Linked DNA regions of Mus musculus: regions 1 and 3 are each linked to region 2. A link is a loop called in an ENCODE intact Hi-C map of the cell type or tissue named here. Cell type or tissue: left cerebral cortex. All regions are shown on one strand. Region 1 overlaps Stag1 (stromal antigen 1). Region 2 holds the start of Nck1 (non-catalytic region of tyrosine kinase adaptor protein 1). Region 3 overlaps Pccb (propionyl Coenzyme A carboxylase, beta polypeptide).

Region 1 (8,000 bases), 380 kb before region 2:
TTTCCTCAATACCAACAAATCCTCCTGTAAAACACATTCAAATATGCAAACATGAATAACCACATCCCAGAAAACCGATCCAAGAAATAATAAGCAGAAAATAGTCCAACTTGTTTATTATAAAGGAAACCAGAGAATTAAACTCATTATTGGGAACCAATTAGTACAGTTATTTCCTACTTATTGAACATAATAGAAAGGGTAGAGAACCTAACATTATTATACATCCAGTCTTAGTTAATGAAATGTGAGGTGAATATTCAGATTTCCTTTTATAAGTGTAGATTTATCTATGCAGATCTTAAAATTGTTAGCTCTATAACACACAATGTAGCAATGTACCAGTAAGATGATGTAATGTGAGACTAAAGAAATGGCTCTGTGGTTAAGAGCATGTACTGCTTTCCAAGGACCAAGGGACAGCTCCCAGCACCCATACTGCACAGCTCCCAGCTACCTGTCCCAGTTGCAGGAGGTCCAACGCCTTCCCAGGCACTTGCACTCACAGGCACACATCTACCAGACATACATGCAGACACGTAACTGGAATAGTGATTAAACATTCAAAGTGATGAAGTGCAGCAGCACACTGAAAAGACAGTAACAAGTCAGCAAGAAATATATCTCCTATTTTCAATGTAGTGCTTGCTATGTTGTGAGGGAGGACTATGTGACTTAATTCTAAGTTTGGAGATAAACATGATTTCTCATTAGACAAGTCTGATACTATTCTACACATGGTAATATTGAAAAGTATGAAGATAAATGTTATTTTCTTCTTGTTTTTAAGGTATTTTTTCTGTTTGTTTGGTGTGTGTGAATGTGTGTCCATGCCAAGGCAGAGAACGATTTGCCGAACTCAGATTTTACTTCCACACTGTGTGTTCCAAGGCTGAACTCAGATCATTGGGCTCTGCATCAAGTACCCTTTACCTTCAGGACCCCCTTTCTTTCTCTTAAGGCAGGGTCTTCTTATGTAGCCCTGTAGCCCTGGCTGTTCTGGAACTCACCACCTAGACCAGGATGGCTGAGAACTCATAGTGAGCTGACTACCTCTGCCTCCTGAGTGGGATTTAAAGACATTTGTTACCAAACTTGGCTTCTCCTTTAAAATAAATTCACTCCCCACCTTCTTCGGTACTAAAGACTGAACTTTGAGCTTTGAAAAGAAAAGGAAATTTATCCAGCACCCAAGAGATAAAGCCCTGTTAATAAGAAGCCACCAGGGAAAACTCTGCAAAGTTCTCTGCTAAACTGGCTCCTCCAAAGCCAGTGTCCAGGGTAAAAAGGTCCCTGCAAAGAAACAAGAAGGCACGCAAAGGGAAAAGCCAGCGCTGGCAAGCCCGGGAACAGCCTTTCTCTCTCTGCCTCTTGGTTGTGTTTCAAGATGTGAGTTCTCAGCTACTGTTCCAGCACCATGCCTGCCTGCAGAAAATGAAGATGCCAAAACAAACCAGGAACAGATAGCTAAAGATGCCAAGTGAAATGTGTTCATTTTTAATAGTTGCTTACTGTTTAAAATACTATTTTTTTAATCAAGGTTTATAAAATTGCTGATAGTCTCTTCTCTCAGAAGACAGCAATGATAGGCTCCTGTCTACAAGCACAACATGGCACCAGTAATAGTGTCAGGGTTTGGTGCCTGCTCATGGGATGGATCCCAAGTTGGGCCAGTCACTGGGTGATCTTTCCTTCAATCTCTGCTCCATTTTTGTCCCTGCATTTCTTTTAGACAGGAACAATTCTGGATCAAAAATTTTGAAGGTAGGTTGGTGACCCCATCCCTCTACTGTTTGTCTACTGGAGGCAGTTTACTCAGGTTTCATCTCTGCACTGTTGGGTAGTTTGGCTAAGGTCACCACCAGGGAGTCCTGGGAGTCTCTCACATTTCAGGGCTTTGAGGCTTTCTAGAGGTTCCTCCCTCCCCACCACCCACAGCTGCATATTTCCATTCACTTTCCTGGGCCTCTGGATTCTTTCCTATCTCCCCCCACCCCCATACATGATTCTGATCCCTACTTCCCCTCCCTCTCTTTGCCTCCTGTGATTATTTTGTTCCCTTTTCTGAGTGGGACTGAAGCATGCAGACAGGAGCCTAGCAAGGCTGTCCTCTGAGAGGCTCTACCAGCAGCTGACTGAGACAGATGTAGCTACAGCCAACCACTGGACTGAGGTTGGAGACCTCTATGGAAGAGCTAGGGGAAGGATTTAAGGAGCTGAAGGGGATGGCAACCCCGTAGGAAGACAACAGTATCAACTAACCTGGACCCTTGGGAGCTCCTAGAGACTAAGCCCACCAATCAATGAGCATATATTGCTGGTCTGGGGCACATATGTAGCAGTGGATTGTTTTGTCTGGCCTCCATGGGAGAGGATTGACTAATCCTGTAGAGACTTGATACCTCAGGGAAGGGGGATGTGGGAGGGAGGTGTGTGTGTGTGTGGGGGGGAAGGTAAATGGGGGAGGGGAGAAGCACCCTTTAAGGGACCTATCATGACCACACTCCAGAAGATCCAACAAGCAGCTCAAAGAGTCAGATGTAGATATTTGCATTCAACCAATGGACAGAAGCAGCTGACTCCTGTTGTTTAATTAGGGAAGGCTGAGAGAAGCTGACCAGAAGGGCAATTCTGAGGAAGACCAGCAGTCTCAATTAATCTGGACCCCTGAGATCTCTCAAACACTGGACTACCAAACAGACAGCATACACCAGCTGATATGAGGCCCCCAACATACATACAGTAGAGGACTGCCAGGTCTGTGTTCATTCAGAGATGATGCACCCACCCTCAAGAGACTGGAGGCTCCAGGGAAATTAGAGGCTGGGTGGGGTGGGGGTGGGAAATAAAATATGGAGTGTGAAAAAAAAAACCTCTGCACTTTGTAAAGTGAAATGACATTTTTGTGTGTGATAATGAGTTGATTAATATTAGGCTGGTATTCCATAAGCACCACCTTTAAGCTACTCACTGAAAGGACAAGGTATAATTCATGTTAGGCCTTTAGAAACCTTTCTTCCTTATAGTTTTGAACAATATTCTAAATACTTATCCTTATCCCTACAGATAAATGCAGTGCAACAGGTGGAGAAATCCACAACTGGTCAAAATGCATAGAATAAATGAGAGTATGGGGTACCCCACTGATACATTTGCAATGAAACCCTTACATCTATCACTCGGGGAAAATCATGGAAGAAGGGGAGGAACGAATATAACAGCCAAAAGCACAGGGTCCATGCTGTCAAGATGTCTTCTTTATTTATTGTTACATGTTATACATATGTATATATGCACATATGTATATAACATATTGAGATTTTTTTTTTAGCCTTTCTTGTTTATACATATGCCCAAACTCATCACTCAGGATTGAACAAGTTGTCCTAGGGCTTATCAGTGGAAGAAAGTGATTCTCCTTCTCTCCATCTTGTCTCTAGACGAATAGCTATAGCTCTTCATCTAGGGACCATGTAGGATTTCTCTTGTCTGCTTTAGCATGTGAACTGGTGGTGGCATTATACTGGTCTTGTTCAAGCAGCCACTGTTGAAAGTTCCTGGGTGCATCGTCTGTCACTATCTAATAACCAAACTTTTTCTTCCAATTCCATGGAGTGGGAAGCTAATGTTTGGGTTGAGTGCCAATGATGAAATGAAGCATGTTTATGTAATGAAGTTTCCAAAGTAACTCAAAAGGACAGGTTTCAAGGAGCTTCTAGAAAGATAAACACTGTATCTTAGAGATCAGAGTTTCTCTGGTGTTCATCTGTATCCAGTGTATTGTTGTTACTATATATCACAGGGTGTGCTCACTATGTAACATATAGAATGCAAGGAGTGATTATGGGAAACCAGATGTGGTTTAAATGAGAATGGCCCCCATAGGCTAATATATTTGAATGCAAAGTCTCTAGTTAATAGAACTGTTTTGGAAAGCTTAGGTGCTCTGTTGGAGAAGTGTCACTGGGGGCAGGCGTGGAGGCACCTTTCAAGTCTCTCTCTCTCCCGCTTCCTCCCTCCCTCTCTTTCTCTCTCTGCCTCTTGGTCTTGTTTCAAGATGTGAGCTCTCAGCTACTGTTCCAGCACCATGCCTGCCTTTCTGCTGCCATGCTCCCTGCTGTGATAGTTATGGATTCTAACCCTCTAAAACTCTAAGTCTCCAACTATTTCATAAGTCATGAAAACTACCTCAAACTACCTTAGTCATGGTATGTTATCCCAGAAATAGAAAAAAAAAAAAAAAAACAACAAAAACTAAGATACCAGATTCACAGCAGTTTAATCAGAAGTGTGGGTTAAAACAATCTGGAGCTGTCAACAGAAGTGAGCCCTCAATTTACAGCATCCATTTCCAGGTAGTATCAGAACTGATACTATCAGCTGATGTGCACTAAAGAAACAAAATTTCTAGAAGGGTTTTTCCTTTTCTATTCCTCCCACTTCTGGGTCACAGAAATACATAGGAGAAACACAAATTGTTTTTCTTCTTCCTCAATATTCTTACATTTGGTGGTAGTAACAGAATAGCCTTGACTCATGAACACATGAAGTTTAGGAAAAAAATATGAAAAAGTAGATAGAGGATGAGGAACATTTGGTTAGATGACTACATATTTACTCATGGTATGATCAAAACTTCATTTGTGTTACAAATGGCTATTAAATATAACTGCTGTCAATGGAACTCAAAGATGGGATAGACCCAGCTTCCTAGATCATTCATTAGGTATACATAGAAATGCAAAATAAGAACTAAACATAATAACTTGGTCATTACCTTTAAAATCCAAAATAAAAGGGAAAAGGAAGTGTACTTGGTTTGCATCAAGGACCTGATGCTGGATGGACCATACTTAGATGTCAACTTGTCTCAGTTCAGGTCAGTGATATCAAATCCGTTTCCTTTTTCACAAAGGGGAAAATTATTGCAGGATAATACCTGCAATAACCCCTGATTACCAAGAAAGTACTCAATGTTAGTTAGGGGAAGGCATAACAGAGAAACAGAGACCTGTGGGATTCAATGTGGAGGAACTACTTTATTTTGAAGACCCGAGGAGCTCTTATTAGAACACACCTTGATAATACTCATCAGGGTCAGTATGTCTGGTTTTAAATGCTGTGGAGTGGAAGGCTAAGTGTGGATTAATGCAGCTTATGAGGCAGCAATCACAAATAACTGTGCTCTACCTAAACTCACAAAATAGTATTCCCGAAGCAATGGTAAAACAGATAAAAGCCATTGTCAAGTCTGTTTTCTCTGAGAAGCATAACTGTACAACTACCAATATACCAATATAGGAAGGTGGATAGTTTAAACTTAGGGGCTGGCAAGACGGCTCATCAGGCACTAGTTACTGCCTGTGGTGCAAGCCTAATGAGCTGAGTTCAATCCCTGGAGCCCACACAAGGTGGAAGGAGAGAGCCACCATTTGTGGCCTCACATATTCACACTTGTCATGTACATACAATCATAATAAGTTCTAAAAATTTTAAACTTAAAAATAATTAAGGGATGAGGATTAAAGGGCATGAGCTTGCTGGTTTCTGTTACTATCTAAAAGCTAATGCATCTATGACCCAGGAACTCTAACGTGACTATTGTTGTTCCAAAAGACACCTGGACTTTTCCTGTACTATAAAAAGATGTAGGAAGCTAAAATCAAATAGACAGGAAAATGTATTCATTGTTAGAACCAAAACGAGAGACTTAAAATGCACAAACCTCTGGTGGAATCACCATGCCTGACCTAAAGCTTTACTACAGAGCAATTGTGATAAAAACTGCATGGTACTGGTATAGAGACAGACAAGTGGACCAATGGAATAGAATTGAAGACCCAGAAATGAACCCACACACCTATGGTCACTTGATCTTCGACAAGGGAGCCAAAACCATCCAGTGGAAGAAAGACAGCATTTTCAACAATTGGTGCTGGCACAACTGGTTGTTATCATGTAGAAGAATGCGAATCGATCCATACTTATCTCCTTGTACTAAGGTCAAATCTAAGTGGATCAAGGAACTTCACATAAAACCAGAGACACTGAAACTTATAGAGGAGAAAGTGGGGAAAAGCCTTGAAGATATGGGCACAGGGGAAAAATTCCTGAACAGAACAGCAATGGCTTGTGCTGTAAGATCGAGAATTGACAAATGGGACCTAATGAAACTCCAAAGTTTCTGCAAGGCAAAAGACACTGTCTATAAGACAAAAAGACCACCAACAGACTGGGAAAGGATCTTTACCTATCCTAAATCAGATAGGGGACTAATATCCAACATATATAAAGAACTCAAGAAGGTGGACCTCAGAAAATCAAATAACCCCCTTAAAAAATGGGGCTCAGAACTGAACAAAGAATTCTCACCTGAGGAATACCGAATGGCAGAGAAGCACCTGAAAAAATGTTCAACATCCTTAATCATCAGGGAAATGCAAATCAAAACAACCCTGAGATTCCACCTCACACCAGTGAGAATGGCTAAGATCAAAAATTCAGGTGACAGCAGATGCTGGCGAGGATGTGGAGAAAGAGGAACACTCCTCCATTGTTGGTGGGATTGCAGGCTTGTACAACCACTCTGGAAATCAGTCTGGCGGTTCCTCAGAAAATTGGACATAGTACTACCGGAGGATCCAGCAATACCTCTCCTGGGCATATATCCAGAAGAAGCCCCAACTGGTAATAAGGACACATGCTCCACTATGTTCATAGCAGCCTTATTTATAATAGCCAGAAACTGGAAAGAACCCAGATGCCCCTCAACAGAGGAATGGATACAGAAAATGTGGTACATCTACACAATGGAGTACTACTCAGCTATTAAAAAGAATGAATTTATGAAATTCCTAGCCAAATGGATGGACCTGGAGCGCATCATCCTGAGTGAGGTAACACAATCACAAAGGAACTCACACAATATGTACTCACTGATAAGTGGATACTAGCCCAAAACCTAGGATACCCACGATATAAGATACAATTTCCTAAACACATGAAACTCAAGAAAAATGAAGACTGAAGTGTGGACACTATGCCCCTCCTTAGAAGTGGGAACAAAACACCCATGGAAGGAGTTACAGAAACAAAGTATGGAGCTGAGATGAAAGGATGGACCATGTAGAGACTGCCATATCCAGGGATCCACCCCATAATCAGCTTCCAAATGCTGACACCATTGCATACACTAGCAAGATTTTACTGAAAGGACCCAGATGTAGCTGTCTCTTGTGAGACTATGCCGGGGCCTAGCAAACACAGAAGTGGATGCTCACAGTCAGCTAATGGATGGATCACAGGGCTCCCAATGGAGGAGCTAGAGAAAGTACCCAAGGAGCTAAAGGGATCTTCAACCCTATAGGTGGAAGAACATTATGAACTAACCAGTACCCCTGAGCTCTTGACTCTAGCTGCATATGTATCAAAAGATGGCCTAGTCGGCCATCACTGGAAAGAGAGGCCGCCCATTGGACACGCAGACTTTGTGTGCCCCGGTACAGGGGAACGCCAGGGCCAAAGGGGGGGAGTGGGTGGGTAGGGGAGTGGGGGTGGGTGGGTAAGGGGGACTTTTGGTATAGCATTGGAAATGTAAATGAGCTAAATACCTAATAAAAAAAAATGAAAAAAAAAATGCACAAATTATCTCAATTAAGATGGAGGCATGAATTTACCACATTGTACCTCAATCTTGTACTAGCCACTGGGCATGTTTATACTGCAGATAATTCATCTTTTATTATGGCAGACGAAAACAATGATAAGAACTGAGATTTAAAATCAACAAATTAATATGTACTATTAACTAAAATACTCAATCTAGTTGCCCCCGAAACGTTACAAGCAGTTAATATCTTTCTTGTCCTCTATGTTAGAAAACTGGAGCTTAAGATGAGGCAACTTACTTATTTTGTCACCAGCAGCTAGAATGAACCAATATTTAAAAATTTAGTATTTAACTCAAAAGATCATCCCTTATACCCAACAATACATACATA
Region 2 (8,000 bases):
ACTATATACCCATGCTGGCTTTGAACCTGGGGTGATCCTCCCAATAATGGGGTGACAGGCATGAGCCACCAAACCTGGCGTCAGTTTTTTCAGTCCATTAACACATAATCCTAAATTTCCTCCATTGTGGTAAAATGTGATTTCTGTTTTTCTGAATAAAATGTTTCTAAATTATCTCCAAACAAATCCAAATCCATTAGCAAGGTAGCCAGCGTTGGGAAGTGTTGATACTTAAGATTTTCAGGGATTACTAGACATTAGATATCAACAGACATTATGCAAACTGAGCCAGACATAGAGCTATAAGCCTGTAATCTCAGTGTCTTAGAAAGCTGAGGCAGGATGCTCCTAAATTTGAGGCCAGCTTGGGAGATTCAGTAAGACCCTGGGCAGCATATGTCCACATATGTAATCTTGGGTGTAACCTGCTAAGGGTGAGCATAGACATCGTTGGGAACAAGCTAGAGAAACTCATTCTAAGGATTTCATTTTCAGACTCCATTTCATTTTCAGACTCCATTCGACTATACAGAGAAACTAAATTCCAGGTCCCAGGTCCCAGGGGAGCTGGGGATTCCCAGTAGCTGAACAGCTTCTGTCGTAAGGAAACAGTTGCCTGAGTCCAGACATCTCAAGGACAACTTCTCCATCTTGTCGGCAGCGTCAAACAAGTTCCTGTTCCCAGGCCCAGGGACCAACTCCAGTCCTGATGGATGGACACTCCCTTGTTCAATCCTTATGTCAAAGTATGATTGGACAACGGTATGGCCTACCCTGCTCCCCCTTGCTCTATGGCTTAATGTGAATGAAATTTCTTTAATATAAATGTGGCTGTGAATTAATCTGGTGACTGTATTTATTTATGTTATGCTAGTCCCCAGTAACTTCACAGAGAAATCAAGATTTATTTAAAACTACGCCTCATTACCCATAGTTAAGTGATCTATCCTAAACTTCTGCGCTAATGTGGCTACCTCCCAGCCCCATCCCGTGATAATGACCCAGCTCTTCAGACCCCTTCTTCATGGCTCCACTTCCTCCATCCTGCTGCTGATCTGAATCTCCCTCTCTCCCTCTCTCCTTCCTCTGGCTGGTGGGTGCGACTGTCTTTTCTACCCAGCCACTGGGTGATCAGCATTTATTGACAAGGCACAGAATAAGAACTGTTTTACACACAAACCTGAGACAGGAGATTCTTGGTATAAGCATTACAATGCTGTGTCTGGACTGAAACAAGGTATGAGGGCAGAGAAATCAGCATTTGATTAACACAGTGTATAAAAACATTATGCCTACAGTTTTATCCTTTTTAAAAAATTTTTATGCTGTACAATGTCCTTTCAGGGTCATAGTTCAGCTCCTGTCACTGTGGTCTTTAGAAGACGAGTTGGGTTCCTAGCACCCACTCGCAACTAACAACTGTCTGGTATTTCAGTTCCAGAATTTGGTGCCCTCTTCTGGTCTCTGAGGGAACTGCATGTAAGCAAAACCCATCACACATAAAAGAAAGTTGGTTTTTTTTTTTTTTTGAATTGCTACTTGCTTCTCAGTAGAAACAAGAGCTAGAAAACATCAGAATGATCTACTGAAAAAGTACTGAAAAACAACTCTTTAGTGAAACAACTCTTTCTCATTTCTTGTAGGATAAACTCTAAGGACCTCAGCTTTCCTAACACATTGCTTCAAATCTAGCCACTGTCTGCTCCATCAACATTACTATAATTGCTTAATGTCTTTAGACTTGGTAACTCCCTCCCAAGCCCTTCTTTTTGCTCAAATAGTCTTACTACACATTTCCCTCTCATTGTGGCTTAATGCCCATCTGTCCCTACATACAACTGTTGATATGGTTAGCACAGAAATAATACAGGTTGGTTTAAATCTCAATATCTGACACTGGTGTGGACTCAAGATCTGCAGTGCCTATTTTAGCACCTTCCATACAAGGTAGACTCTTTCCTATAACAGCATAACTATACTAAATCCAGAAGTTAAGTTTATTTAGTAGGGCCCACTAATGTTTACACTTCAATATCAAGTCTGTGATAACTTCTTGATAGCAGATAGGTAGGATTTTCTTCCTCCTAAACATTACTGTATGATAGGGACACTAAACTAGGTCATTCTAACTATATAAGCTGTCAATAGCTTACTGGGAAAGGTCTTAAGATATGGAGGATTCTTATTTCCTTTATTACCCCAAATATCCTCCTTTGGAGTTAATGGGGGTCAGCTGCCTGTATGTTTTTGCTTTTGAGATAGCATCTCTCTATGTAGCCTTGACTGTCCTAGGATTTGCTACATAAACCAGGGTGGCCTTGAACTTGCAGAACTTGAACCTGTCTCTGCATATATATATATATATATATATATTTGTCTTTTTGTTTTTTGAGACAGGGTTTCTCTGGGTAGCCCTGGCTGTCCTGGAACTCACACTCAATCTGTAGACCAGGCTGGCCTCGATCCACCTGCTTCTGCATGCATCACCCCCTTCTCTTCGGTATGTATGTTTTTAAATATATAATTTGCATTACTTACTTTTGATACTAACAATAGGCAGAGTATCCTTTCCCCAGTTTTATGTTCTACTTTTCTCAACTAAACTCAGGATTAAAAGGGGCTACAGGTAACTTGTATTTTACCTAGGGCAGGCCACCCATGTATTTATTAACATGCAATTAAGTTAAAAGCAGAAAACAACTTTTTAGGATTTACAGGTAGGGCTTGTAGTATAGCTAAAGGAAGGGGCTGAGATTCAGTGATTAAGAGCGCTGGTCTTCCAAGGGGCCTGAGTTTGATTCCCAGCACCCACAGGGTGGTTCAAAACCATCTGTAACTCCAGTTCCAGAAGATCCTATACCCTCATTTGACCTCCATGGGCAGCAAAATTATACACAAGTATAACACAAGTACACCAAACACTCGAACACACAAAGAATAAAAATGAATTTTTAAAAGATGAAAGGAAGCTGTATTAATTCCTCGATTGTTGAGGATGATGTGCTAGGCACGAGGTGGGCGTGGGTGAAACAGTTCTTTTAATAGACTTTGCAATCTAGGTATATGGGTGCAGCTACGCTGGAGGCAAAAACTCGTGTTTCCATAAAATTACCTAACCTAGAATGTTTCTTTTAGGTGCCACACCCACACTAAGCAACAAAGGTGATTGGGAAATAGTGAGGCAGGTTATGAGTCGCTGTAAGGCAAGTTAGGAAGGAGAGCCGATTTATTGATGCCTTCCTTGGCAGGTGGCTGGGACTGTGCCACTGCCATACTCACCCCTAGGGCAGAAGTAACTGTCCTTTTCACAGGACTGGAAGCCGGGAATGAAGGCTACCCACGCGCCAGGGCACTCGGAAGTTGCTCGCAAAGCTTATTTTGGTTGTGGTTTTCATTAACAAACATCTTACATTTTTCCCCCGAGGCTTCATTTTCTTTGTCGCTCCCTGTCCCTAAGATCTGCAGCTGGTCGGCCCTTTCAGATGCAGGCACCAGAGTAGTCTGGGTTGAACTCGGGACCGCTGTTCGACATTAATGAGCGATTTAAAATGAATGACAGGTTTTAGTAGCAGTGGGAGAGGCGGAAAGTAAGCAGCCACCGAGGAGGCTAGGGGAGAACAGGGCGGTGGGGCCCGGCGCTCCTCACCTTCTGTCCAAAGGCCGCGCAGTCTCAGCTCAGGGACCACTCAGGGCCCGCGCTTGATTGACAAGCCCGCTCGCCCAATCCCGGAGCGGCGCATTCCGCTGAAGCGTCAGGGGCGGGCGCAGGAGGCGATGGAGCCTATTAGATTGGGCGTGGAGCGGGTTTCCTGCCCGCAACGGTCCGCCCACCGGTTGCGCGCGCCCCGCCCCTCTCCGAGAGCTACGCGGCGGCGCAGCACAGGCCTCGTGCGGTAACGGCATCCGGGCAGCCGCGGTGGCGTCCCGGTGCGGTCCTCAGGTGACTGGAGCCGAGGGCTCGGCGGAGGGAAGGTGAGACGGCCTCGCTCGCGTGCGGACACACGCACAGTCCTTTCGGTCTCCCGGTCGGTCCGCTCTGCCTGCTAGTCTCTAGTCGCTTCCTCTTTCCCCGGCGAAGTTGGCCCGGGGGCGCCGTCTGCTGGCGGCGGAGCGGAGCGGAGGGGGCGGGGAGGCCGCTCGGCGGAGCTCGGGTGTCCGCGGTGCAGCCCGGTGACCCCGCGGCCTCTGGCCTGAGCTGCGAGCGCCGGTCGGGGAGGCGGGCAGGCAAGTGTGCGGCGCGCTGCCTCGGCGGTTCTCCGCAGAAAGCCCTGTCGGCGGTCTGTGTCGGTGTCCGAGGCCGGGACGGTAGGCTGGCAGGAAGGGCGCTCTCACCTCCAGCCGCCAGCCTGAGGAAGCCGAGAGGGGGGACATCCTCGGGGCGCGCCCTCCCCTCCCCCTCCCGTTCCGGAGCAGGAGAGATGTGGGTGTCCGGGGGCTGTTGAGGTGGGGTTGGTCCAGGAAAAGCAGTCCTCTGGGTTGGTTTCGTACTGTTGTCGTACGGGTTTCCGTGCTAGGTCGGTTCAGTGTTAACAGCTGGGTTGGAAGGAAGCTGGTTTTTTGTTCAGGGTTGAGGACCGTAACATGACCGGTTAACGTCGAGCCGAGCTGAAGTCACCCGAAGAAAAATACTGCCCTTAGTTAGGAAAGAATTCACAGGAGTTAGGAAAGAACGAGATGAAGAAAACTTCCTGACCCCATCTTGGGTGGGGAGCAGTGAGAATCCAGGGTTCGGCCAAAAAAACGGGTCAAGTTTTGCAAGAAGCGTTCCATTTTCAAAAGCTTTGGTAGCTTGATGATGATCAATCAGCCTTAACGGTTTCTTAAGCACCTGGAAATCAATTGTGTGCTTTCAGCCTTTAGCGACGTCACAACATGAACAGAGAAATAGTCCAAGGAGAAAGTTTTGATTGATCATTTTCAGTCTTGTTTTTAAATAGATATTCTCTTCACATCGTGATAGTTAAGTCAAAGCGTATGCGTTGGTTGATTAGTACTTTTTTTTCATCGTGGCCACATGTGGTGCTTTCTCTGGGAAAACTTCTGTAGGAATTGGCTAGAGTAACTAAAGCGTACATTGTGTTGATGTCTCCGCTGTATGTATGAGCATTATGTTTGAAAAGATTTGCCTCCCCAGCAAGCATTTTAAATTGTTTAGGTTTCCAAGCCCAACAGATCCGTGTATTAATAAGTCGACACGTTAATGTATTGCCTTATTAAACATTGAGTGATAGTTTATGCTGCTGATTTTCTAATTTGAGAACTTCGTTCTAGAGTTCAAGGCTTGTTGTGATTATTATTGTAAATAAATTCCTTCTCAGGAGAACTTGAAAAAAAATGAATTAACTCTGGCAATGTGGAAGAATGGATGCTTTCAATGCCAGAAAATCAAATGATTATTTCACTGTTAAGTAAAATTGGAGGAAACGTGAACTGAGCATTTAACAAATCCAACAGTTTGACGACAATTTGACAGGCCTGCCTGATTCTCACTTTAACCTATCAAGGAAATAGAACTTCAAAGTCTTCCCTTCACAACTGATGCCCCACGCCTCCAAGCTGTCTTTCATTAGCGATACATTAGTAGCATGCTTTCAGGAACCCAGACATAAACCTTAACATTGTACTGTTTTTTTGTAGTTGTTTTCTTTAAAAAAAAAATCTTACCTTTGTATTCTTATATATTGTTTTTCAGTTTCTGAACTACTCAGTAACTCTAACTGGATTTTCTGCCTGGAGGATCTCAAATGTGTTCTGCCTGTGCTGATCTTAAAATAATACTTTGAACATATTTTTCACTGTTTAGACACTAGTAATATCTTTCCTCTAGATTCCAGTCTTTTAAGGGTTTATTTTTATTTTATGTGTTTTGTAGTGTTTTGTACGACATGTGCTGTGGACTCTGGGGACAGAACAGAGATCCTCTGCAAGAGCTCTTAACCACTGAGCCATCTGTCCTAATACAGAAACATTCTCTGCAAACTACTAACTTTGCAAAGGAAAAGTTCGCTAAGCTTTCCTTCTTCCTTAATTTCCTTCCTCCCTTCCCCGCCCTCTCTTCTCTTTCCCTCTCCTGTCTCTTTTGCCTTCCCTCAGTTTTGGGGTGAGACCAATGGCTTCTCATAAACCTTTGAGGTGTATCATCAGTCTAAAGTTCTATTTTTTAAAAAAGTGATTGGTTATTATATTTTCTACACCCAGAGTCAGGACAGCTTGTGAGGGGTCAGTTCTCTGTCCCCCACAGAGGTCCCATGAAGTGAACTCAGGTTTTTAGGCTTGGCTGTAGGTACCTTTAACTACAGAGGCATCTTGACACCCATCCAGAGTTACATTGTTTTACATATTGTTAAACATTTTTAAAAAGTGTGTGCTTGTATGTATGTTGAGGGCATGATATGTGCACAAGAGGCAGGTGCCTGAAAAGGGAGGCCAGGAGAAAGTGTCAGATACTTACAGGGGGTCACAAGCCTCCTGTTGTAGGGAATCAGCCTTGGATCTTTTGCAAGAACCATACTTGAATTTAACTGGAGACATCTTTCCAGTCCCTAGAAATTTAATTGTGATTTGAGTGAAGGTTGTCAAGATTTTCTGTTACCTATGTTAAACTGAGTCTTTGTTTGTTTGTTTCGCACGCCCTCTTTCTTTTTAAGTTAGCGCACAGAGCGGTGTGTTTTGTGATGACATTTGCTTGTGTAGTTATTGCTGTGCTTTTTTCTTAAACATCCTTTCCCCAGCTGACTTTTTTTTTCCCCTTGCTTTTTAATTTTATATGGATTTGTGTCATGATATCATGGAACGTTGTTGAAACACTGGAATCTAGCCTTTTGTTTTCTAGATTGAGAACGTGAAATCCATGCTAAATATCTACTGACATGTCCACATCTTGATGTTGGGGCAGAGCTGAGACTCAAAGTCATCTTATTCAAGTGTCATGTGTTCTTTATGATACCATATTATTACCTTGTGCAATATGTAATTTTCATTTTGTGTTTTCCCCCTAGAGATCCAACACTTTTATTTTGAGGTGGGCTCTCAAATCGTTGCTCTAAATTGTTGCTCAAATTTTGTTCTAATGTGATCTTCCATCTCCTGATTTCAGCCTCCCAGTAGCTGGGATTCCGGGCATATGACCTTTTAATTTGTATTTTTCAGACTCCATATATTAGAAGTGTTAACAAATTCAATTGTCTGTGTAGTTGAGTCCTGTAGCCCCCTAAGAAGTGTAAGATGGTGCTAGGGATGTAGCTCCGTGATGGACAGAGGGAGTTTGGATCCTCAGCACCTAAGAGGAAAGACAGTGAATGGCTGCCTTTCAGGTTTTACTGTTAGAATTTATTTTCCTTGTCTTATTTGGTAAAAAGAATGACTCTTTGGGGGATTTGAAAGGATATTGCAATGGTTTGGTGGGAGCTTGGAGGGTTTATCATGTATCTAAATGTTATGAGTTAACTAAATGTTCTTTTCTGGGTGTTAAAACAGTAACACTTTCACATTTTGTCTGTCAAGAATCAGTTTTGCAGTCTGCTTGTGTTAAACACATTGTAAAAATCACTTTCCATTTTGTAGAGTTAGAGCTTTTTATTTTTTTAACTCTAAAGTTTGTTAATAAAAGCAGTGTTGGGTTGCCTATAATGAGTTCAGTGGTACAAGACAGCACAGAAAACTGCCAGGTAAAGGTTTTCTGAGTCTTTTTGCCTATCCTCCCTTTTTTTGTGTGTGTTAAAAGGTTTCACTGTATAGCCCTGGTTGAGCTGAAACTTACTAGGTAGACCAGGCTGGCCTCAGATTCACAAAACATCCTCCTGTCTCTGCCTCCCAGGTACTGGGTTTGAAGGTGTACTTTACCAGGCCTCACTGAGTGCTTCCTTTTTTGATCTGAAAAAGATTAGAAGCTTTTTTTTTTTTTTTTTTCCAGATATGTTTTGGTTGGTTAGTATGGCTTGTTTTTTTATTTGTTTAAAATAAACTGCCAAATCCTAGAACTCAGACTGAGGCAGGAGAAT
Region 3 (8,000 bases), 460 kb before region 2:
TAGCCCTTGTAGCTTGAAAACCCTTGCTTCAGAACACTACACTATAGCGACCATGGAGGGGGGGACTTTAGGGGTATTCTGCAAATGTGTGCCCTGAGTCCAAGCGCTACCAGGGCAGCTTCGGTGTTCATTATGAGTGGCTGCTGAGGGGCCAGTGCTAATGTGGAGGAACCCCACCTCATGTACTGTAGTGTCCGAATCGGGGAAGTTTTCACAGCCCCTGGTTAAGGGGGTCCCCACTCTGTGTATCTAGCGTGGAAGCTGCACACTGCCCTGGTGCCACTGGGGCTGCCCTGAGCAGTTTAAGACTTAGAAACGAGCTGCCCAATAGCTTCTCCCTGACCTCTGGGGTGGCATGAGAAGGGCACTATCAGCTTTTGAGGAGGAAGCTGTGCCCTTGGGGTCCTGTGGGAAGCCACATGCACCGTTGCAGAGTGGCGCTGGCTACTGCTGGCAAGTTTGGGCAAACAACCAATGTGTACATATTGCAGTAAAGTTTTTTGCCAAGACACTGCCTGGCCCAGGCATGATAATGAGGTTCTGAGAGAATAACCAATCAGATGAGGAACATGCAAATGAGGTATAGTGCATAACCAATCCGGGTGTGAGACACGCCTCTCCTAGGCCTATATAAGCAGCACCAGTTCTGGGCTTGGGGTCTCTTCGCCTCTGTGATCAAGCTCTCCCAATAAACGTGTGCAGAAGGATCCTGTTGTGGCGTCTTACTTGCTGGCAAGTGGGGCGTCCCACAGGGTCCCATCTTACTTTGGCCTTTTTGGAATCGGGGGAGTTACTGTCTTCAAGTACTTTATCCTCTCAACAGTCACCACCCTCTCTGGCCGACTAGTCTCTCTGTCTTGCCCCTGTTAGTCTCAAGGTCTCAGGCTAGATCTGAGATGTCCCATGTTAGGTCTCTAGGTCTCAGGCTGGCCTGAGATGTCCATAAATGATCCCAGACTGGGCCAATAGGAAGATTTCTGGTGGCTAGATAAAGGCCAGCACACCTCAGGAACTCGTGAAACTAGTTCCAATCTGTCCTAAAAGGTCATTTCTCTTCTGACAGAAGGGACATATGGCTCTACTGAAATATACCTGTGGCTGCAGAGCAAAGCCCAGGTCGGCCTCCAGCCTCCCTCAGTCCCTGCTCACAGTACTTGTCATACATTTCACAGTCCCTACCCTGAGTGCTCTCAGCTCAGACCCCCACTCTCTTTATGTCTCCCACTTGTTCCTCTACTTGTTATGCCCCCCATTCTCTATGCTCCCCAGTCATGTCCCCTACTCTATATGTCCCTGTCTTAGTTAGGGCTTTGCTGCTGTGCACAGACACCATGATCTAAGCAACTCTTGTAAGGACAACATTTACTTGGGACTGGCTTACAGGTTCAGAGGTTCAGTCCAGTATCATCAAGGTGGGATCATGGCAGCCTGCAGGCAGCAATGGTGTAGGAGGGACTGAGAGTTCTACATCTTCATCTGAAGGCTGCTAGTGGAAGGCTGACTTCCAGGCAGCTAGGATGAGTGTCTTAAGCCCACATCCACAGTGACACACCTACTCCAGCAGGGATACCTTCTAATAGTGCCGCGCCCTAGGCCAAGCATATACACACCATCACAAGGCTGAAGAGGTGGCCCAGCAATTAAGAGCACTGGCTGCTCTTCCAGAGGTCCTGAGTTCAATTCCCAGCAACCACATGGTGGCCCACAACCATTTATAAAAGGATCTGGTGCCCTCTTCTGGCATGCAGGTGTACATGCAGCACAGAAATCATCCATATAAAATAGACAAAATACACACCATCACAGTCCCCCACTGTTTATGTCCCCCACTCTGTATGTCCTCTACTTTTTATGTCCTCCAGACTTTATCTTCCCACTCTGTATGTCCCCCACACCTGCTATTCTCACTATCCTTTCCTGTAATTTGAAGTAAATTTTGCCTAAAATCAGTACATCTAATTCTTTTGGCAATTGTTGGCCAGATAAATCTTTCTCCATACCTTCAAAGTGGGAATTAAAAAAAAAACCCATAAACATATGTAATTGAATCTTATCGGTATGTTTTGAAATTCTTTACAACAAAAAATTTAAAAGATAGCTTTTTTTTTTTTTTTTTGATTGTTTTGCTTTTTTTGCTTATTTGCTGTCTGTCTGTGCGTTGCTCTCAGAAACCAGAAGAGGGCATCAGATCCCTAGATTTGGAGTTACAGATGGTTGCGAGCTGCCCCACGTGAGCACTGGGACCCAAACCCAGGTACTCTGAAAGAGCAGCCAGAGATTTTTAACTGCTGAGCCATCTCTCCTGTGTTTTAGACGTTTTTAATCCCAACCTGGAGTTCCTACCCTGCTTTAGATTATTTAGTTCCCAGATAGGCCTTAATCAGCACTAGAGCTGGGCGGATATCTACCCTCTATGCTGTTAAGATAAATTTTCCTATCTATAACTCTGAGTTATTATTTGCTATGTTTCAGCTGAGCTGCTCTTAACTCTAACTGGCGTGCTTTCTGGGCTGCTTATCATGGTTTCTCTCTCCTCCCCACCCCCACCCTTTGTGGTCCTCCTCCAATCCTAATCTAGGGAACCCTAGACCCCGCCTATGTCTCTTCTGCCCCGCTATTGGCTGTCGGTATCTGTATTCACCAATCAGAAATAACTTGAGGAGCAAGGTCACATAACATCACTTGGTTTTAAGTGGGGACTCTCATTTCTGGGGCAACCAGGTCTTGGGGGCGGTGCTTAGCATCATAATACATAGCAAAAGACCAAACCTCGTGCAGGGCGTGGTGGCACACGCCTTTAACCCCAGCACTTGGGAGGCAGAGGCAGGCAGATTTCTGAGTTCGAGGCCAGCCTGGTCTACAAAGTGAGTTCCAGGACAGCCAGGGCTATACAGAGAAACCCTGTCTCGAAAAACCAAAAAAAAAAAAAAAAAAGACCAAACCTCAACACTCCGGCCCCATAAAGACAGCTTCTTACCCCGAAGTCCAGGTTGTTTGCAAACTTAAGAACTTTGAATTTAGCCTCTCAGGGCTGGGGTTAAAAAGTCTGTACCACTGTGTTACCGGTGACTGAGGTTCATAGCTTCTTAGGCAAGAATAAAATAATGGCTCACACAGATTAACAAAATAGTAATGTAACGTCACTCAAAGCAAAGATACAGACCAGAAATACACGGTTAAGATTGACAGAGGACTGTGGGAGTGGAGGTACTGAAGACCTCCATAATTGTTTGGGCTTTGATGGGGTTCAAGGGAAGGAGGAGTGTGTTTCCTAAGGCGTATAGTTTGGGTGGTTCTTCATTTTAAAAACTTTTAAGAAGGTTTATTTTATTTTATATGTGTGTATACTTTGCCTGCATGTATGTCTGTGCACAGCATGCATGTAGTACTTAGGGTGGCCAGAAGAGGGCATCAGCTACCCTAGAACTGTGCTCTTAACCACCTACCCTCTCCATTGCCTGGTTTTCTGTTTTAATTAACAAATATAGTTCCATTTTCAGAAGGCATATACCTTCTGATAATGCATTTGATTTTAATCATGTGCACGACAAATTATGCAGAGGCGTAAGATGGTAAATGGGAGATTCCTCCCTAGGCAAACACGATTGCCTTCGTGTGCATGTATCCACAGATCTCCATCTCCATCTTTTTTCTCTTTTCTTTTCCTTTTTAGATAGGGTTTCTCTGTGTAGCCCTAGCTGTCCTGGAACTCACTCTGTAGACCAGGCTGGCCTTGAACTCAGAAATCTGCCTGCCTCTGCCTCCCAAGTGCTGGGATTAAAGGTGTGCACCACCACTGCCCGGCTAGTTCTTTTCTTTTTAAAATTATTATCAATAGTATTCTATGAACACTTACAAATCAGTGCGTATGTAGTGGGAAAGGCCTTACTGGTATGATTCTAAACAAGGACACAACATAGAAGATACATAGACACTTACACACTTTGTCACATTGCATGTTTTTCTGTTATCTCCCTAGGTAAATTCATATTCCAGCAAGAGCCTTAGAGCTGTTGATGCATTTTAATGAGGAACATCTTTATAAACAAGAACAGGAAAAAGTACTCAGAGAGCTAATGATCTTCAATGTTAACTCATAATTGCAGCTTTAAGTGAAAGGCCGTCCGTATCTATTGGTGTCTTTTCATTGTCCCTTGGGTATACTGTAAGAAGCAACGTTTGACTTTAAAGGGTCAGCCTTGGATATGTATTAATGAGATCACTGGTGCATGGCAGTTGGCCTCGTTATCAAGCAAAATCAAACTGACAGCAGTACTTGCTTTTACTAGTGTGGGCATCCCTGGATAGATTGGGATGATCAACTGCTCTAAAGCCTATACCAAGTGGGCCATGGTGATGCAGGACTTTAATCCCATCACTCAGGAGGCAGAGGCAGGTGAATCTCTTGTGAGTTTAAGGCCAGTCTGGTCTACAGAGGGAGTTTCAGGATAGCCAGGTCTAAACAGAGAAACCCATCTCAATAAACAAACAAAAATAATTCATAATCAATTTAAATGTACCTGCAGATGGGAATATTCAGTCTGAAAAATTCAAGTGTTCTCCTTTTAAGTATTTACTTTGGATTTTATTTTATTTTATTTTAGATAGGGTCTTACTATGTAGCCTAGCCCTGGCTTTCCTGGAACTCACTATGTAGACCAGACTGGCCTTGAACTCAGAGATTACCCTTGTCTCTGGCTCAAGTGCTGGGCTTAAAGGCATGTACTACCATGCCCAGCTTGGTCTTCTTAAATATATCAGAGCTTATAACCTAGAGAACATTAAACATAAAACAGCAACAACAACAAAAAAACAAAAACAAAAAACAACAACAACAAACAAACAAAACACCAGACATTTAAAGAGGTAATATCAGACTATTCTTTTTTCTTAGTTTGTCAATGTCAGTGGAGAGAACTAACACACACGAGCGAGTACATGGGCACACACACACACACACACACACACACACACCATCCATTAACAACACAGACAGAAAAATACTAACTGATGATTTGGATAGGGGATTTATTGCAGGATTGCTTATTTAGTAAGAGACTAGAAATTTGAGTGGTCACTTAAATTATGCCAAACTGTGGCAATTAGTTATGGAAAATCTACAGTATTCGTGGATTCTTAAGATAGTATATATTTTGTTTTTAAAAATAAGGAAAATTTGGTTGAAAATAATATGCGCAGGACATGGCTACAAAGAATTGTGTCAAAAGAAAAATGTTTGTAAGAGAAAATATGTTGGACTTATCGAATGTCTCTGGGAAGACAGATGAGGGCCTGAAGTGGCCGCTTCTCAGGGTGGAGTTTGAAGAGTTGGATTCATTTTCCATTGCCTCCACTTCTGTGTGAACAAACGTTTTACCTGAAGTAGAAGCTGCATAGGAAAGTCTGGTACAGTGGTGCACACCTGTAATCCTAGCATTTACGAGGCAGAGGCAGGATGATCTAGAGGTTGAGGTCAGTGTGGGCTTCATAACCAGTCAGAACCTCAGCCTCTCAGTCAGTTGTCTGTCTGTCTGTCTGTCTGTCTGTCTGTCTGTTTCTCTCTGTCCTCCTTCCCTTCCTTTCCCCGCTGCCCCCTCAGTCATACCAGAACACTGGCTAATGGGTTTTTACAGAAGCAGTCTCACTTAAGGTCTCACTGTACCGTCTTTGTGCCTCAGTTTCTTCATGGAAGTGTGGTCTTGTAGGAGTTTTTAAAAGTTTTAATGACAGAATCCTGGGAAGAGCTGCAAGATAAGCACATAGTATATGAACTCCCAAGTCAGGGCGACCTGTGACCCTAGGTTTGCCACACTGCAGGTTAACATACTGAGACTGAAGCAGACAGCAGTGCTCTTCTGAGAACAGCGTGTGTCTTAGTCAGTATTCTGTTGCTGTGAAGAGATACCATGACCACAGCAACTCTTATAAAAGAAAGCATTTAATTAGGGCTTGCTTACAGTTTCAGGGATTTAGTCCATGGCCATTATCCAGGGAGCACGGCAACATCCAGACATGGTGCTGAAGACGGAGCTACATCACGATCCACGGGCAGGAGGAAGAGAGAGACTCTGGCCTCAGCAAGGGCTTTTGACTCCTCAGAGCTCACTCCCAGTGACACATTTTCTCCAACATAGCCACACCTCCTAATCCTTTCAAACAGTGCTACTCTCTGGTGACCAAGTATTCAAATCTGTGAGTCCCTGGGGGCCATTCTCATTTAAACCATCACCCTGTGGCTCAGAAAGCAAGTCCTCAGCCTGTGGGCATCTAGAGTCCCAGCCTCTTCCTGCCACTCTCCTCTGTCTCCTCCCCTGCATTTGTGGTCTTGGTGCGTGAGCTCTGAGTAGCTACGTGACTTGACTTTGACACTGTGGACATCTGATTTCAGGACACATCTTACCTGTTTATCACTGGCCCTGAAGTTGTGAAGTCTGTTACCAATGAGGATGTCACTCAAGAGCAGCTGGGTGGTGCCAAGACCCACACCACTGTGTCAGGTGAGAGGTGTGACCGTCACCTTCCTTCTCTCCGCATTGCCGGGCAGAGTGGTGAAAGTTTTTTTTTTTTTAAAGATTTATTTATTATATGTTAGTACACTGTAGCTGTCTTCAGACACTCCAGAAGAGGGCATCAGATCTTGTTATAGATGGTTGTGAGCCACCATGTGGTTGCTGGGATTTAAACTCCGGACCTTCAGAAGAGCAGTCAGGTGCTCTTACCCACTGAGCCATCTCACCAGCCCGAAAGTTAGTTTTTAAAAACTACCACTTCTCTGACAGCACTTACCTAGGAAGACGGTGATTTACACCCACAGAAGTGGTGGGCAGATTGCAGTCTCAGACTTAAGTGGTAGGCTATTACTAATATCCCACACTCGTACCCCTGGGCTGCTCACGTGCTAGGCTAGCAATTCTCTGCAGTCTCTCATCTGTAAAGTGATATTGGGACTGTCTGGGTGGTCATAAGTAGGTGTGATTTATAAACTTTCAGCAGAACTTGCAAAGGAATGTTCTGGGATGCTATCTTGGGACTTTTACTTTTGGCTTTGAGGAAAACGTTATTTCAGTCACACCCTACTGCACACTGAGGATTCTAGCTGCCGGAAGTATGTGCAGTCGTGAGCCAACTTTATTTCTGGGTGTCTTAGAGTTTTACTTATGTGAACAGACACCATGACCAAGGTTAACCCTTACAAAGACAACATTTACTTGGGGCTGGCTTTACAGGGTCAGAGGCCCAGTCCATTATCATCAAGGTGGGAGCATCCAGGCAGGCATGGTGCAGGAGGAGCTGAGAGTTCTACATCTTCATCTGAAGGCTGCTAGGAGAAGACTGACTTCCAGGCAGCTAGGATGAGGGTCTCAAAAACCACACCCATAGTGACACACCTACTCCAACAGGGTCACACTTAATTGTCCCACTTCCTAGGCCAAACACATCCAAACCACCAAACTGTGTATTTGCTAATTTGGGACAGTTCATATAAGTGGGGTCATACAACAATGCTGTCATTTAAATTTGTTCATAGTGTATATTTATTGTACCAAATGTTTCCATATCTACATTTTTGTATGTGTCTATTGGGTACTCTGTTCATATCTATCCCATTTCCCTCTCTTGTCTCTCTTTATTGATTTTTTTTTTCTCTTCTCAGACTGTCTCTTGTCAGCTCCCATGCCGGTCATGTGTGTGTGTACACTACATTTTGTGTGAATGTGACAAAGGGGACACGCACAGTATCACTGTTGGGGGTTGGGGGGCAACTGATGGGAATTGGTTCTCTCCTTTTACATGTGGGCCCTCGGATCAAGCTCAGATTGTCTGATTTGGTCACAAGTGGCTTTTCTTGTTGAGTCATCTCAGTGACCCATGGTATATGTTTTTTGAAAGTCTAGGTTCCACAGAAAACATTTTTTTTTAAAGGGGGATGGGCACAGAAGGGGAGGTATGGGGAAATGATATAATTATATTTTCAAATTTAAAAAGTGTTAGTCTTTTGT

What was found. Peaks named below come from ENCODE experiments on the same cell type or tissue, not always from the same donor. Only the 100,000 strongest peaks of a DNase experiment are listed, where the experiment ranks them.
Region 1: a loop joins it to region 2, with 2.1 times the contacts of the local background. A loop is called at or near these places in 12 of 42 quality-filtered maps.
Region 3: a loop joins it to region 2, with 2.0 times the contacts of the local background. A loop is called at or near these places in 2 of 42 quality-filtered maps.

What each region holds. Positions count from the first base shown.
Region 1 is chr9:100,920,047-100,928,046 of GRCm38, reverse strand. Stag1 (stromal antigen 1) reads right to left here. Exons shown (of 34, transcript NM_009282.4): 23 at 1-24. Among named protein-coding and RNA genes, the nearest start is that of Pccb, 110 kb to the left of the region's middle. In left cerebral cortex, no CTCF peak of the experiment used is centred here; no DNase peak of the experiment used is centred here.
Region 2 is chr9:100,541,967-100,549,966 of GRCm38, reverse strand. It overlaps Nck1 (non-catalytic region of tyrosine kinase adaptor protein 1), which reads left to right and starts at 3,833. Exons shown (of 4, transcript NM_010878.3): 1 at 3,833-3,972. Gm46139 reads right to left here. Exons shown (of 2, transcript XM_017313741.1): 2 at 1-4,510. The coding sequence ends at 3,863. It also overlaps a transcript of Slc35g2 not described here. In left cerebral cortex, CTCF peaks have their summits at 1,461 (motif pointing left), 3,258 and 4,103 (motif pointing left); DNase peaks (open chromatin) are centred at 3,112, 3,760 and 5,032; H3K4me3 peaks cover 2,280 bases; H3K27ac peaks cover 1,606 bases.
Region 3 is chr9:100,997,662-101,005,661 of GRCm38, reverse strand. Pccb (propionyl Coenzyme A carboxylase, beta polypeptide) reads left to right here. Exons shown (of 15, transcript NM_025835.3): 7 at 6,389-6,497. Among named protein-coding and RNA genes, the nearest start is that of Pccb, 33 kb to the left of the region's middle. In left cerebral cortex, CTCF peaks have their summits at 1,741 (motif pointing left) and 3,401 (motif pointing right); a DNase peak (open chromatin) is centred at 7,043.